2 separate regions of the Mus musculus genome follow, and region 2 is linked to region 1. Evidence: chromatin loops called from intact Hi-C (ENCODE). Cell type or tissue: heart. All regions are shown on one strand. Each heading gives the region's core, and the rest is flanking DNA. Links, peaks and the distances in the headings are about the cores only.

Region 1 (7,982 bases), core at 1,327-5,326:
TCTTCACTTCCCCTTCACGTCACTATCCCAAATCTGATGTTTTCCCTGCCCACCATGGCATGAGACCCGAGAGCACAAAATTCCCGCTTGTCGGTGTTCTGGACATTGAATAAACTTGAGCTCTTCCCATGAACCCTCATTTTTATCCTCTGGGTTTGCCACACCAAATGAGGAGAGAAAATGAAAGAGGAAAGAATGGGAAAGGGAGGGGAGAAGACAACAATTTGGGGTTAACAATATCTTTCAGATAGACAACAAGAAATTCAATGTCAAAGGGCTTAAGATTTTTTTCCCCCCAGACATAGCCAGAAAGGGCAGGCAGCATCAGGACCTAGATTAAGTCGGTCAGACTCCAGAGCCCTCGGACCATGGCCATCACATAGCACCGTCACCTTAATACAAAGTTAACATGTGTTCCCTCAAAAATACCCCCAAAGATAATCTGTTTTTCTGATTCTTATTTTCCTCTCAATTACAAAGCACCAAGTTGAAACCAGTCTAAGTTTTAATAAGTATAGGAGTGTTGTAAAAATAATGCTGGCTGGAGTTAGCCTTCATAAAGAGAGATAAGTACAGAATCAATTAGACCAAGTTCTTTCTGTGAGATCCAATGCAAGCTATATGAGCCTACGGGATGAATCCATGGTTAGCAACAGAACCATAAAATGCTCTAAGAGTACAGGTTGGTTTGTTGGGTAGTCACTAGGCAGGATCAGCACCCGTGGCTGGAGTGTGTTCCCCCACCCAACAGTGTCTTCCACCAATGCTGGCAACCCTGTAGTTCTGAGGGTGTTTCCATGACCTTACAGAAGCGCACCTGACTTCATCATAATTACGGAGACAGGAAACACCTCCAGTGTAGGATTGAATTTCTGGAATTGAAAGCATGCCTGTAATGGCAGGGAACAACAGGTGCCACTCTCTGACCACGACAAAGACTTCAGGCTCACTTTGCCGCTAACTGCCACAGCTTCAGGCCAGGAACCACAGTCTATGCAGCGTAGGGAAAGCTGGGCTGCCTCGACTTTAACAGGCGTCTAAGTGACGGATTTTCCTTGGAGGAACACCTTTTTCTTATGTGATCCTAGGTTGCTAGCTGTCCAGAGTAAACTGGTCTATGCTAGTGACAATGAAAGGGATAGAGCAATTGGTTTCAGCCTAGTTTAGTGAGGGGAGATCTCAATTCTTCACTTATTATGTTCTAGACTGCTGAGCAGAACAGAGACATAGCACACTAGCCACGCTTACATGCTCACAAGCCCACAGATCATCAGAATTACCCTGAACACCATAACTGAAAACCCAAATCAAGCCATTTAGGTATCTGGAATATATGATGTGATAATATGAATTATGAAAATTTATTCTAAGTTGCTATGTAACAAAAAGTAATTTAAAGTTATTTTTGCACATCAATTACGCAAATACCTGAACTTTCAAAGTTGGAAATTTCCACATGTCACTGAAGGAAGTTCACTGTCTAATAAAAGAAAACTCTTAAAATTATAAAATTAAAAGTGTAATTCTAAGAGCACTGCATGAAACTTTTAGCAGCCAGAGTCATCTTAGAGGCAGCTATATTTATCAGCACAGGGTGTTTAACTATTCTGTTTTTCTTTCCCTTCATATAGAACATTCTCTTCAGTGGTAAGGTATTCACAACACAAGGATACATTCTTTCATCATCTGCCTAATGTAGCTAACCTACCCTAGGTAGGACTTCATTTACAAAGATATTTTAAAGTGCATACAGCAGCTGCTGTTGTAAGTTTTAAAAAACCTTTACATTTGCTGTACGACCAGCTGACATATAGCACACTGGAGATCTTTTTAAGGAGATTATAAAATATAATCATGTTTACTCAAGAAACACTGATTATATCTTTTTTATTTCTCTGGGTTAACCTGGTTTTAAAAGAAATATGAGCTATAATAAAATTGAAAAGTAATTAGGAAAAGAAAACATGGAATTAAAAGTCATTAGTCTGGGCAATCTAATTGAAGGAAATATTGCTAACTGGAGCCTGGGTGCTATACATTCTCATTATGCAAACGAGGCTGGGTCATTCAACAGCAAAAAGTGATTATCTGTCATGTAGGCGATCTTATTTTCAGATTGTGAGTGTGTTTTTCTAACTTCTGTTCTCACCAACAGCTCTGACAATAGGTGAAAAGTGGGAGAAGGAAGAGTGACATACAGGGAGCAGAAGAAATGTGACAGGGTTGGCTAGCTGGAAGAATAAGCAGTGTTCCTCCCAGGGGCTTAATAAAGGAGATAGGATCAATAGCAGTGTGCCTGCTCTGCAGACTTTGTGATGCCAGAGCGCTGGCTCTTTCAAACACTCAGGGACTCTCTTAGATAAGGAAAGCTGGTGTAGAGGTCAAAGCTTCTGTCGGGTTCTCACTAAGTCTGGAAGCAGAGCAGAACGATCTATTTACCTTGACCCATACTGACTCATCAGAGGGATAACGCAGCGAATGAGAAGCCTCACCCAAGACTTGAGTGGGGTCTGCGATCCTAGCAGAGACTGCTGTGTGGCTGTCCCTGAGACATGCTGCCATTCACTGATGTTCCTCAGACCACAGTTTCCTTCCTTGTTACCCACTGGGAGCTTAGCCCTCTCTGCACTCACCACCTTGCTTTAAATACAAGATATCCTCCGTATAACTCAAGTCTTTTCCTGCAGTGGTCCCCTGACACCGTGGCGCCCGGTGCACTGAGTGGCGGGATGCAGAGGTGACCCAGAACAAATCTCTATTTCTTTGAGTCATTCTGAAATGGAATCTTTAGTTCTTTATCTTCACAGTAGCCAGAAGAAACACTTAGAAAGGGCTGTCATAGCAATGGCAAAGCAGGCACCTCAGAGTGGTGCCAGCACCTCCTTGCTCCTGTCTTTCCTCTTCTATGGAGTGGCCCGTCACCACCTTTCTATTTTGGTCCCACTGTGGTTCTGTGGGAACCGTCCTTTTCCTTTACTGCGGTTTCTGAGGCTCTAAAATAACCTCCTCATTAGCTGCGCTCAAGTTCATTGTTAGCTCAAATAGGACAAAGTGGGCGGCCATGCACAGAGAACTTTAACATGATCAGCCCTGCTCTATTTAAGTTCGGAACACAAACATTCAAAAGGGAGTTTTAAAAATCCCTGCCTTTTCATATTATTAGGATAATGTGCAGATAATAGCATGAATGAGTTTTCATTTCCTGGAAGTAAATTAAAACAACTGACAATGTGGAACATCGTTCAGGCTGGAAGCTCTGCTGTATTCAGGAGGCCACTAGCAGAAGCTTGAGTAATGTGGAAAATATGTCCACGCAGCTGCTGGCAAAGAAGTGAAGTTATACTTCCTCAGAAGCAGTGACAGAGTTCCTGTGAGGGAATGTGGTGCTGGCCGATGGAAGGCAGCACTGGCCATGGGATGAGTCCTCAAGTCCAGCCTCAACACTCCCTGGCTGTATTCCACCCCAGGTCTGTCTGGCTAGAGCCCATAGAAATAGAGTCATTCCACTGGGGTCAGGGGCTCGTCTTTCCTGTCCACCCAAGGATACACTGATGCTGATGGTGAAGAACTACCACTAAGGAATAACAAGCAAGGCCAGAGGAATCGATAGGCCACCAATGACTCCAGAGAGCAGGATTGGTTGCACTGGCTCCTTTGCCAGCTAAAGGCTGAGGGCTGTCCCATTCTCTTAGCCTTCCCAGATACCTTTGCTTCAGATTTCAGCAGCTGCAAGCTAACATCATTTCAACTGTGCTTCTCCTGATGTTCACTCTGCGCCTTACAGGGAGGAGTACGAGCATTTTTCCCTGGGGAGTTTCTGCATATCTGGTCAATCTAGCACTAGAATTCTAGCTTTGGAAGAATCTTCCAATATACTGCCTGATAGGTATTTAGTCTTTTGATTTGTTTGTTTTATTTTTATTTGTTTTTGTTTTTCAAGACATGATTTCTCTGTGCAACTCTGGCTGTCCTGGAACTCATTCTGTAGACCAGGCTGGCCTCGAACTCAGAGATCCACCTGCCTCTGCCTCCCGAGTGCTGGGATTAAAGGATTGTGCCACCACTGCCCAGATATTTATGTGACATTTACAGTCTCCTTTGGACCAAATAGCTCAAAAGCAACCACAGAGAATATGTCAACAAGTGAACAAATCCGTGTCCTAATAAAACTTTATAAAACATGGTGCAGGCTAGGGAAATGGCTCAGTGGACAAGGTGCTGGCTGTGCAAGAATTCAACTCCTCTGAACTCACAGAAGAGGTATGACAGCTGGATGTCATCCCAGCACCAGAGAGGCAGAGAATGGAGAGCCCAGCGGCAAACTTGCTAGCTGGACTAGTCATAATAATCCCAGCGGTGAGGAGGCAGGGTAGGTGGGTCCTGAGACTCCCTGGCAGCCAGCCCAGCCTCCTTGATGGGGCCTAGGCCAGTGAAAAACCCTGCCTGACCCCCTCCCCACAAAAGGTGACTAGTAACTAAGGAATAGCACTCCAGGTTGACCCCTGCTCTCCACATGCATATGCACACATGTGCACTCGTGTACACATGAACATACCTACACACACACACACACCAAAAGGAGAGAGCACAGATGTCCTAAAGTAAAAGGTCATTTTAAGGAAAATAAGGTAGAAAATGGTATACAGTGAGGACAGCTGTTAGGCAAAGTGACTAGGAGTCACTCACTGTGAAGGACACTGACCACTTCTAAACATTTTCTTTTTCTGTGTGACATTTTTAAAATTGTGGTAAAAGCACATAAAATGGAGCATCTTAGTCATTCTTAAGTGCATGCTCCCACGGCGTTAGGTCTGTTCACGCTGTTGTGAAGCAGACCTCTGGACTCTCCATAATGCAAACTCTAACTCGAACCCCACTACATAACTCCAACTCTCCACTCAACCATCCCTTGGCAATCACCATCATGCAGCACATTTCATTATCATTTATGTACGGGAGCTACAGGCCCTGGAAAATGGCTGCTCATGCCTCGTCCTCGGAACATCGGATACTGGGCACTATTCCTCAGGTGTTAGCACTGAACTGTTCTTTTCTCTAAGGCTAAACTTACGTGTCTTTTCATCCATTCATTCAACAGGGCATCATTTACTAGTGCTGCTTGTCTTATAACACTTGTGGTTTGATTATGTTTCTCTCTTGCCTAACATAGAGATTGCTGATATGAACATGGAACTCATATTACCTCTTTGAGAGTGTGCTTTGAATCTTTTGGGATCTATCTTTAAAGTGAATTGATGTATTATAGGGAGTGCTACTTTTAAAAAATTTTAAAAGATTCATTTTATTTGTACACGAGCTTGCCTGAGTAGATGTAAGTGCTCCTCATGCCTGCCTGTTATCTATGGAGGTTAGACGAGGGTACTGCATTCCGGTACAGGAGTTACAGGCAGTCGGTAGCTGCCATGTGGGTGCTAGGAACCGAACCAGGGTCCTCTGCAAGAGTAGCCAGTACAGTGGTTGCTCTTAACTGCTGAGCCATCTCTCCAGGCCCTCCATATTTAATTTTTAGGGAGCCTGCACAATGGTTTCCATAGTGGCTGTACCATTCACACCAAATGTGCACAAGGGCTCCTGTTTCTCTGCATCCTTCTCAACACTTGTCAATTACTAGTAGTTTAATAATAGCCCAAGACGAACTTCAAGAGCTATTTATGAAGTTGTCAAGCTGGGTCCCTGAATTAAACTCTAAACACAAAGTCTCCCAAGAAAACTGCTTTTGATCCCCATTAAAACCTTAGCCTGGGCTGGGAAGGAGGCTCAGTGGGGAAAGAGCCTGCTGTGAAGGCAGGAAGACTTGAGCTAGGGTTCCTGGTGTGGCAATATGCTTCTGTGACCTCAGATCTGGGAGTGGGGGTGGGGCAGAGACAGAGCTCACTGTGCAGCCAGTCTAGCTGAAGCAGGAGCGCCAGGCTCTGTGACAGACCTTGTCCCCAAAAAACTCAGGCAGAGAGTGAAAGAGAAAGACACTTGAAATTGACCTCTGACTCCCAAGTGCCCTGACCCAAGTGCCCTGAACTGCTCATACATGCACACATACACACTAATGCACGAACTCACAAACACACACTCCCTTATCCTAAAAGGCCAACAATATTTTGATATGACTTTTTCTTTTTACTCAAAGTTTATGAATTTGTTAGAAGTTTCCAGCAAGTGAAATACACAATGACACACTGTGGCGTAGTTAGGAGGAAATTTTAAAGTTATATTTTCATATCTTGCTTAAAATGCCACCCATATGCATATCTCCCAGAAAAAGCAATATGACTACCAAAAGACCAATTACAGGGTGAATACATAATTTATTTCATTAATTTCGGTTCCACTACAAGGGAAGAACTGGGAATCCCACCAAAGGTAGCAAATGGGTTGACTGGCTGGGGTGGCAGCTCAGAACTTCCAAATGCTGGGACAGGATGCCAGCCTTACCTTGCTCTTCTGGAGCGACTCGTGTGGCTGAGTTTTCCTCTACCTTTTTTCTAGCTGCGTCTTCTTCTTCTTTAGACCACTGCATGTGATCCCTATTAAGGAAAAAAAAAAAGATGCAAAACATATTTGACAAGTGGGGAAGGCAGAGCCCATGTGGCCGGGGACTCCACCCCACACTCTAGATTAAGGCCGACATATGTGATACAAACTGATTCCATGTCAAAGGAACTCGTTTGTGTCGGGCCTGTGTTCTGTTCCTGGTGCTAAGTGCTGCCCTGCCACTCCTACAGGTTTTCTGTTTAGATCTGGCTGTGGGACCAGCCAGCCACCATTGGGAAATGGCTGCTTTAGCCATATCCTCAGGACATTCCAGTGCAGGGCTGTTTGAGTGCTGCTGTGGTGTATGCTCCTCTAAGGATAAACGTGCTGCCTTTCCGTTAACAGATGTCTGTTAACTGATGTTCTGTTAATGTCAGAGCAGGGCACTCCCTAATAGGACTTGATGCTCCTGTTATAACACACATTTGACACTCTGCCAGCAGTGTGTGCATGCACACACAGTTCTGTCCATGTGCGTGTGCATGGGTATGCTTCCTTATGTGGACATGTGGAGATCAGTATCAGCTATCTCCCTCAATCATTCTATACTTTATTTTTTTGAGGTAAGGCATCTCACTGGGCCTGGCATTCACCAGTTTAGCTAGAGTGACTGTCCAGCTAGCCACTCTCCGCACACTCCCAGCATTGAGGTTAGTCATGTACCACCACACTCTTTAAAATTGGGTTCTAGGACCCAAACTCAGGTCCTTAAAGTTTTAAGACATTTAGTTCCTCTCTAAGTTTTAAATTTTATTTTTCTTATAAGCTATCTCGATTTCTGAAATATTGGTAAACTTATATTTAAATGAAGGATACCTTTTGTTGTTGCTGTTTTATATGAGATAGATTTCATTTTGTTGGCCAGGCTGACCTCAAACTCATCATGATTGTGTTCCAGCCCACCAAATGTTGGGGTTATAGGTGTGTGTTGCCACGTAGCCAACCGACAGAGAACTTGATACAGGATGTAAAAGATTCACTTTTCTTAAATCTCTCGCTTTATGTATTTTTAGTTTCATAATTTATTCTCTTTGTGTGAGAACATAGTGTTTTGTGCTATAAAAATGTTTCTTGGGCTGGAGAGATGGCTTAGCGGTTAAGAGCACTGACTGCTCTGCCAGAGGTCCTGAGTTCAAATCCCAGCAACCACATGGTGGCTCATAACCATGTGTGATGGGATCCAATGCCCTCTTCTCATTTGTGTCTGAAGACAGCTACAGTGGACTCATGTAAATAAAAAATAAATAAATCTTTTTAAAAAAAAATTTCTTGTTGCATACCATGTATGATACCCTGGGTTCAAAGCCCAGAACCACAACAAAGGAGGAAGAGGAAGAGGGGTGGAGGAGCAGGGGGGAGGGGGAGGAGGGGAGAGGGAGGAAGGAGAGGAGAGCATCTTCTTGGAATGAATGCAACCTCTCTATTTCCTGAAA
Region 2 (7,982 bases), core at 1,856-5,855, 83 kb before region 1:
TATAAGGCAACAGATCTAAATAAATCTAAAATTAAATCCCAGAAGGAAAAACTTTCTACAGATGAATTAAAGTCCGACTGTGAACTGTATCGTGACCTCAGAGATAAATAGACGTGCCACCGGTGTCCTACGGGTGTGGGAAGGACACACAAACCATCTGAAGAGATTGAAATAGTTCAGCTTTGCTGAAAACCCAAAACAAATGGGTAGAAGAAACACGGGGAAGCCTAAGCGCAAAGTCTCCTGAGGAAAACCCCACAGAACCATATCAGAGTCAAAGAGCTCAAAAAAAAAAAAATCAGTGATGAAGATAAAACGTTGAAAAGCAGCCAGGAAAAGCAGGCAGAAGAGCAAAGACAGGGTTTGCCACGCATTCCTCCTGAGAAATTACAGGAGGCTGAGACGACGGAGTGGCATCTTTAAGCTATTGGAAGAAAAATAAACTGTCATCTAGATATTTAATCCAGTGAAAATATCTCCCAAGGATAAAGGTGCATCAACAGAGTTTCCTGATATATAAAAGATGGAAGAATGCATCACGAACAGACCTAACGTACAAGAAACAGAAAAGGAAAAAAAAAAAAAAAAAAGAAGAAATTCAGGCAGGAGGAAAATATCACCAGATGGAAATATGGATCTAGACAAGAATGGAGCAGGATGAAAAGGGGTAACGCTGTGGGGAAATATGGAAGGCTGTTTTGTTCTTAAAATCTCAGAGTCTTTATAACGTTAAAAGATAATTGATGGTTTAAGTATAAATACCACTGTATTCTGAGTGTTATTATAGGAGATGCCTAAGTAAAACATTGGAAACAATAGCATTGATGCCAGGAGGAAGAAATGGAGGACAGCCTCACCAGACTCTTAGACTATGTGACTAAGGGTAGGCTAGGTATACATTAATATTTTCCAATTTTTAAAAATTATCTTTTATTGGTTACTTTGGAATCTCATATGGTGCACCTCAATTGTGCTTAGCTCCCAATCCTTTACATGTCTGCATCCTATTCTGACCTCCCTTCCCACCCACCCTCCCCCAAAATTAAAATGGAGAAAGGAGAAAAAGGAAAAAAAAACCACCAAGTCCATTTTGGATTGTTAGTACACTTACTGGAGCATGGTCAAATTCCTATTGGCCAGCCCCCCCAGGGAGAATGAATCTTTCTCTGCCTGCTTTCTTGCCAGAAGCCATCAGCTGAAGAGAGCAGTACCAAAGTGAGCTGGGGTCAGCTCTCATGCACCCACGCCACCATGCTGTGGGCCAGCACCCAAGGACATTAACATGGCTTCAGGCAGCTGCTCAGACCACAAACATCCGAGTGGGTTTGGGTGGGAATACAGGCCATAGGTCTCAACATGGCCTGAGGTGGCTGCACATGGGATCGTCCCCTGAGACAGCAATGCCTGAGGACATTGTGGTGATTCGAACAGGATTGGCCCCATAGACTCATGTGTTTGAGTGCTTGGCCCACGGGGAGTGGCATTATTAGGAGGTGTGGTGTTGTTGTAGAAAGTGCAACCATATGGGTTTTGAGGTTTTTCTCTGCTCAAGCTCTGCCCAGTGTGGAGTTTAGTCTCCTGGCTGCCTGAAGAAGACAGTCTCCTGCTGCCTTGAGGATCAAGAGGTAGAACTCTCAGATCCTTCTCCAGCATCATGTCTACCTGCACACTGCCATGCTTTCTGCCATGATCATGGACTAAACCCCTGAAACTGACAGCCAGCCCCCAATTAACTGCTTTCCCTTAAAAGAGTAGCCTTGGTCACGGTATCTCTTCGTAGCAGTAAAACCCTAAGACAGACATCATAGCATCAGGCAGCAGCACAGGCTGCGGACATCCACGTAGTTCTCAGACTGGGGCAGCAGCAGGGACCACCAACATGGCCTCTGGTGGCATCTTGGACTACATTGGTCCTTTAAGGAGGCCCAATCTAGAAAGTGAACCTTTTCTCATCTCGGGTCTCCATCGTTGCCCAGAGTCAGGGGGAATCCTGCTGCTGGGTGTCAGGTTCAAGGGCTGAGTCTGTGGCTGCATAAGCTCCAGGCTGCTGCTATAAACCATCACACTGACTGACTCCACTGGACCACAAGTCCAGCTCAGCCCTCTCTCTCATCTGTCACCGACGTCATGTCTCCAGTTCCAGCTCTGTCCATGGCGCACACATTCTTTTCTTGTTTTTCTCATCTCCAGCATACATTTGTTCATCATAGCAGCACAAGTTTTATATCTATAGTCCCTAAAACACCCACAAAATCAGCAGCATTAAAGGTAGTAAGTTGATAAAAAAAAAAGGAAGGTAGAATCATAACACACTTATACAGTTGAAAAATGAAATCAGTAAGTTGTGAGACAAAAAGAAAATAAAGGGAATCAGGAATATAGGTTAAATGGAATCTGGGCATAGTGGCTTTTTAAAAGTCAACTTGACACAACCCAGAATTACCTGAAGAAAGAGTCTTCTTTTTTTTCTGTTTTATTTATTCCTTTCTTGTATATTACATCTGACTGCAGTTTCTCTTCCCTGTTCTCCCCTCAGTCTCTCCTCTCTCCTCCCCTTTACCCTGGATCTATCCCCACTTCACCTCCCCTCGGAAGAGAACAGGTCTTCAGGAACATCAACCAAATATGACAAAGCAAGCTACAATAAGACCAGGCACATATTCTGACAGCAAAGCTAAACGAGGCAACCCAGTAGGAGGCAAAGGGTCCCAAAGGCAGGCAAGAGATTCAGAGACAGTTCCCGCTCCACTGTTAGGAGTCCCACAAGAACACCAAGCTATACAACTATAGCATATATGCAGAACACCTAGGTCAGACCCCTATAGGAGGCTCCTGGATCTCTGTGACCCCACTTGAGTTGGGGAAAAATGCTTTCTCTCTATGTCAGCCTTGGCTGTCCTGGGCTCGCCTTGTAGATGAGACTGGCTTCTAACTCACAGAGATTCATCTACCTTTGCCTCCCAAGTTCTAGGATTAAAGAAGTGAGTCACCACAGTTGGGGAAAAGAATCTTACTGAGGAATTATCTAAATCAGATTGGCCTGTGGGCATATCTGTAGGGGATTATCGTGATAGTTAACTGAAGTGGGAAAACTGGACTCTGAACTTTGTAAGAGTGAAGCAATCCAGGGGAGATCAAATAGCTTCGAGCAGGCTACCCTGTGGCTTTGCTCTCTCTGTGTTCCTGACTGTGGAGATGCTATGACCAGCTGTCTCAAGCTCCTGTCACTGATGTCTCTGCAATTATGAACTGTAACCTCGAATTCTAAGCCAAATAAACTCCTTTCCCTATTAAAGTGCATTCAGTCAGAGTATTTTATTACAGTAGCAGAAATGAAATTAGAACAGACACTCAAGCAAGACTCTGTGTCCAAACAAACAAAAATAAAATAAAAAGTATACCTGAACATAATACAATACGGCAGAGAGAGAGAGAGAGAGAGAGAGAGAGAGAGAGAGATTAAATGAGAATGAAATCCAAAGTAAACAGAGAAAAGAAATGATAGAGACAGGAAATGAAATAGAAAACAGAAAACCAGGAGGAAAAAAAATCCAAAATCTAATTTGTTATTTCTGTTTCAGAATAAGGATTTTTGGAAGATATATTTGAAAATGAATTTACACCATATATGCATATATTTTATATAATATATAAACATACATTTAATGCTCATATAATATTAATATAATTTATTAAATATAATATAAATATATTTTTATATAATTGTCAATATATATTGGAAATTCTGAAGATTCAATAGTATAAAAAGTATTTAAATGAGCCAAGAGTTTTGAAGAGATCTTTAAGATAAATAAGCAAAGAAGAAGATTCTTGATGCCGTCAGCTGTTTGGAAACTCCAAACCAAAACTATAACTAATGGACAGTTAAAGCTAAAGAGATTGGCCATCCTGAAGATGTAGCTCAATGGCCACGTACTTGCTTAGCAAGACCCTGGGTTAAACCCACAATGCCACACAAAGGAAGAAGCCAACCAACCAACACTGACCACACCAGGTGCAAAAACGGAGGCAGAGGAACATGAATACCCAGGCCTTGCTCGTGGGAAGGAATATGAAGGCTACAGCCCTGTTAGAAAGCAATGTGTTAGATTCTTTAAAAAAAAAATCACACACTCCATTGTATCACCCAGCCATTCACTTCTAAGTATTTACCTAAGAGAAAAGAAAACACATCTTCACAGACTTGGACATGAATATTTCTAATCTCTTCTTTCGTAGTAGCCTCAAACTGAAACTACTCAAATGCCCACGGATAGGTGTACAAACTGGTACATCACACACTGGATGTTTTCTGGTCTCTTCACACAGCACAGAGTTACAGCCAGCACACGAGCCTACAAGAGACAACTGGTTAAAAAGAGACCAGAGTCACTCAGATAGTTTAACCTAACAATCATTCAGAAACGAAAAACCAAAGGTCCAGGGAAAGCTGCCATAAAAAGGAACACATTAAGTTTGTCATGGTGGTACACTCTCGTATGTGCTGATACACACTTGTAATCCCAGTTCTTCATAACTTCAGGGCCAGCCTGGGCTACATGGCTACATAGTAAGACTTGTTCCCTCCACACCTCCCTTAAAAAAATAGATTAAAAACAAGAGAGCCTGCAATAGGAGTTTATTTATTTTGTCGTCCAGAAAGTGAAAACTAATCTGTAGTTTTAGTGGCTTCTGGTAGACGAGAGACAGCAAGACAGAAGAGGGAGAATATTTCAGAGTAGGAGAAAGCTGGGGGGGGGGGGGGATTTCCACTCTCTTGATTGAGGTGACAATGTTATAATTACATTCTTATGTCAAAACAGATCAAATGATACATTTCAAATACGTATTAGTTATTGTGTATCTATTACACAATAATAAAGTTGTCAATCATGGCTGTTGTGTTAAATACACTAAGTCTGGTCTCTGGATTCTTTTCCAGTCTGATATTCAGTCAACCCTCAGAATCATTTGACCCAGGAACTAACTGGTAGGGCTGTTTGTTATTGACTAATTGATGATTGATGATGGATTGATTGCTCTGCCACAAGGCTTTGCAGAAATGCAAGATGACAGAAGGTGATGATGAAGGCTCACGGCGCTAAGCTTTTGCCTCCTCTCCCAGGCCTTTGGGGTTTCTCAGCTTGAGCCAGTCTAGAGCAGGTTTCTTCATTTTACTTTCTAGACAGAAACATAAAGGGTGAGAGCACGATTTCTAAACCAAGCAGGGCACTTGCAGATGTTCCTGTCTCTCGGCACATGCGTAAAGCCTGTCTTCTGAGAAAGGACAGAGAGATTATGTGCCTTGCTCAAGAACAATAGGCAATGTCACAGCCTGTTAACTCCCTGGCTTCCCAGGAGAAGAAAACATTTTTACAAAGAGATGTCAGAAGGTCTTCCTGTGACAACCCTCCTCTGTATTTAAGCCAGTTCTCTCTCCACCCCCTAGGGCACCAAGCCTTATCTGTAACTGTGGGATGGAAGGTTTTCTCTTATTAAAAGAATCTCAGGCATGGCAAGAATGGAAAGTATTTTGGTTGGGCAAGGTGGGGGTGGGGTGAAGTCACATGACTGCATACTTGAGTTGTGTAGGGAAGAAACCCATAGCCATCACATGTACTGCCAGCCAGTATGTTCCAGGAGCTATTAGCTTTCCAGAGTCATTTGGCGAGCAGGTAAACTGTAGCCAGATTACTGTAAGGACCCCAAACAGCCAGTGGGTTCTGCTTCAATGGCCTCTTCTCTGCATCCTTGCATTTATAAGGGTGTTTGTATGCTTCCATTTGCATAGTGAGCCGTTCCTCTAGTTCCCTGTTTCCATTGTAGCCGATCAGATGCATCCCCTGGCTCCAAAGCCTCCATCCCAATAGGCCACGTGGAGGCTGGACCATCATTTGATATATGACCTGGTTTTTAAAAATCAAATCTGGCTATTGTCTTAATCGCTTTTTCTTTTCTATGAGGCAAATATATATACACACATGACAGAAATAGCTGAAGGAAAAAAGGCTTCTTTTTAGCTCATTTCCGTCCCTCATGGTAGAAAAGGCAGGTAGGCGTGGCTGTATCGTCCACAGTGATGGGACATGACTATAGAACAGGAAGCAGATAAACATGGACCAGCAACAGAAGTGGAGTAACCTCCAGAGGTCTGTCTGAGTGACCCACTTCCACCAGATAGGTCCCATGTTCCAAAGCTTTCACAACCTACCAAAACAGCACCAGCAGTTAGGGACCAGATTTTCAAACAGATAGGTCTGTGAGAGACATTTCTGACTCAAACACAGCAGCTGTCTTTTTAGCCTTCTGCACATATGGAAGGAGGAGAGCCCTTACAAGGAGTTGCTCAAGACAGTAGTCTGTATTGCTGGCCAGAAATGTTCAGGGAAAACAGCCTTTGGCCTCAGTCCTCTGGAGATGGCTGACATCTGTGTTCTGTTTCCTGAGGGTAGGGGACATTCATTCCTATGAGATGCCACGAGAACCTGGACAGTGGATAGAAAGAAAACTCATCCTCTGATAAGGTTGCCTTTCCTCAGAAAGGACACCCTGGAGGACATTTTCAAGAGCTGAAGAGAATGAAAAGTACTACTGTTATGTCCATTGCTTGGTGGCAACTGTGATTGCTATATTTAATTGCTAAACTAACTATGAGGGTTTAGAGGAGAATACCTCTCCCCTTACCCCCCAGGCTGATGTTTGAATGCTTTGTCCCCACTGAATAGAATTGTTCAGGAAGCACTAGGAGGTATGCTCTTGTTGGAAGTGTGTCACTGAGGGTGGAGTGGGCTTTGAGGATGCCTGACATACACCCACTGCTGTGGATCAGATGTAAAGCTCTCAGCTACTGCTCCGATGCCTTGTTTGTTCACTCCCGCCATGATGGTCATGGACGAACTCTGAAAATGTTAGCAAGGCTCCAGCTAAATGCTTTCTTTGGTAAGAGTTGCCTCCGCCATGGTGTCTCTTCACACAGCAGAACAGTGACTAAGACATTGACGTAATCTAGAGTAATCTGCGAAGAAAGTCTCAATGAAGACTTGTTTGGATTGAGTTGGCCTGTGCATATACCCAGAAGGGATCTTCTTAACTGTGTTCATAGAAGTGGGAAGACTCACCCTGAACGTGAGTGCCACCATTTCATGGGCTGGGTCCTGAGCTTGGTGAATAGGAGAGCAGCCAAGCACCAGCAAGCATGCAGACAAGCATTCTCTCTCTCTCTCTCTGCTCCTGACTGTGGATGTGACCGGCTGCTTCCTGTTCCTGCTTTGACTCCCCTGCAGTGTTGCACGGTGACCCAGAGCTGTGAGAGAATTGAATCCTCTCCATGAAAGCTGCTTTTTCAGGACGTTTTTATCGCAGCCACAGGAAATGGAGCTGAGACAGCAACATTGGGAGCTCAAGAGATGGCTCAGCGATTAAGAGCACCGGCCGCTCTTGCAGAGGACCTGGGTTCAATTCCCAGCACTCACACAGTGGTTAATAATTTCTGTCACTCTGACTCCAGAGAACTGGACATCCTCTGCTGGCCTCCTCAGGCACTGTGTGCACACGGTGCACAGACACACATGTAGGCAAATCACCTGTACACATAAAATAAAAATAATCTTAAAACATCAACATGAGGTCAAATTATTCTTTAGGGCAGATCATCAACTCCAGAAATTCTTCTGACACAAGAAAAACATCAGATGTCAGTGTAGAAATGGAAGGCACAGTCCCTTTCCTTATCCATCACAGGGGACACGAACCTATGACAAGACAGATTAACAAGGAAAAGCTAGACAGACTAATGTAGTCAACATTTTGTAGCACATAAGCCATCAGAAATGAAGGCCCAGCCAGGCATGGTGGCACATGCTTGTAGTTTAAGCACTCAGGAGAGTGAGGCAGTAAGAATATGTTAAGTCCAAGGTCAGTCTGCGCTCCAGAATAACCTCCTGTCTCAGAAGAGTCAACAACAGCCAAGGCCAAACTAACGC

What was found. Hi-C counts contacts between places; a loop is a spot of excess contacts. Peaks named below come from ENCODE experiments on the same cell type or tissue, not always from the same donor. Only the 100,000 strongest peaks of a DNase experiment are listed, where the experiment ranks them.
Region 2: it touches region 1 in a loop (1.8-fold over the local background); 3 of 42 quality-filtered maps call a loop at or near these places.

The regions. Positions count from the first base shown.
Region 1 is chr2:70,987,034-70,995,015 of GRCm38, forward strand. It overlaps Mettl8 (methyltransferase like 8), which reads right to left. Exons shown (of 10, transcript NM_145524.3): 3 at 6,451-6,542. Among named protein-coding and RNA genes, the nearest start is that of Mettl8, 65 kb to the right of the region's middle. In heart, for the core only: no CTCF peak of the experiment used is centred there; DNase peaks (open chromatin) are centred at 2,998 and 3,328; H3K4me3 peaks cover 944 bases; H3K27ac peaks cover 2,955 bases.
Region 2 is chr2:70,903,308-70,911,289 of GRCm38, forward strand. No RefSeq gene overlaps it. Among named protein-coding and RNA genes, the nearest start is that of Gm39843, 16 kb to the right of the region's middle. In heart, for the core only: no CTCF peak of the experiment used is centred there; no DNase peak of the experiment used is centred there; H3K27ac peaks cover 1,309 bases.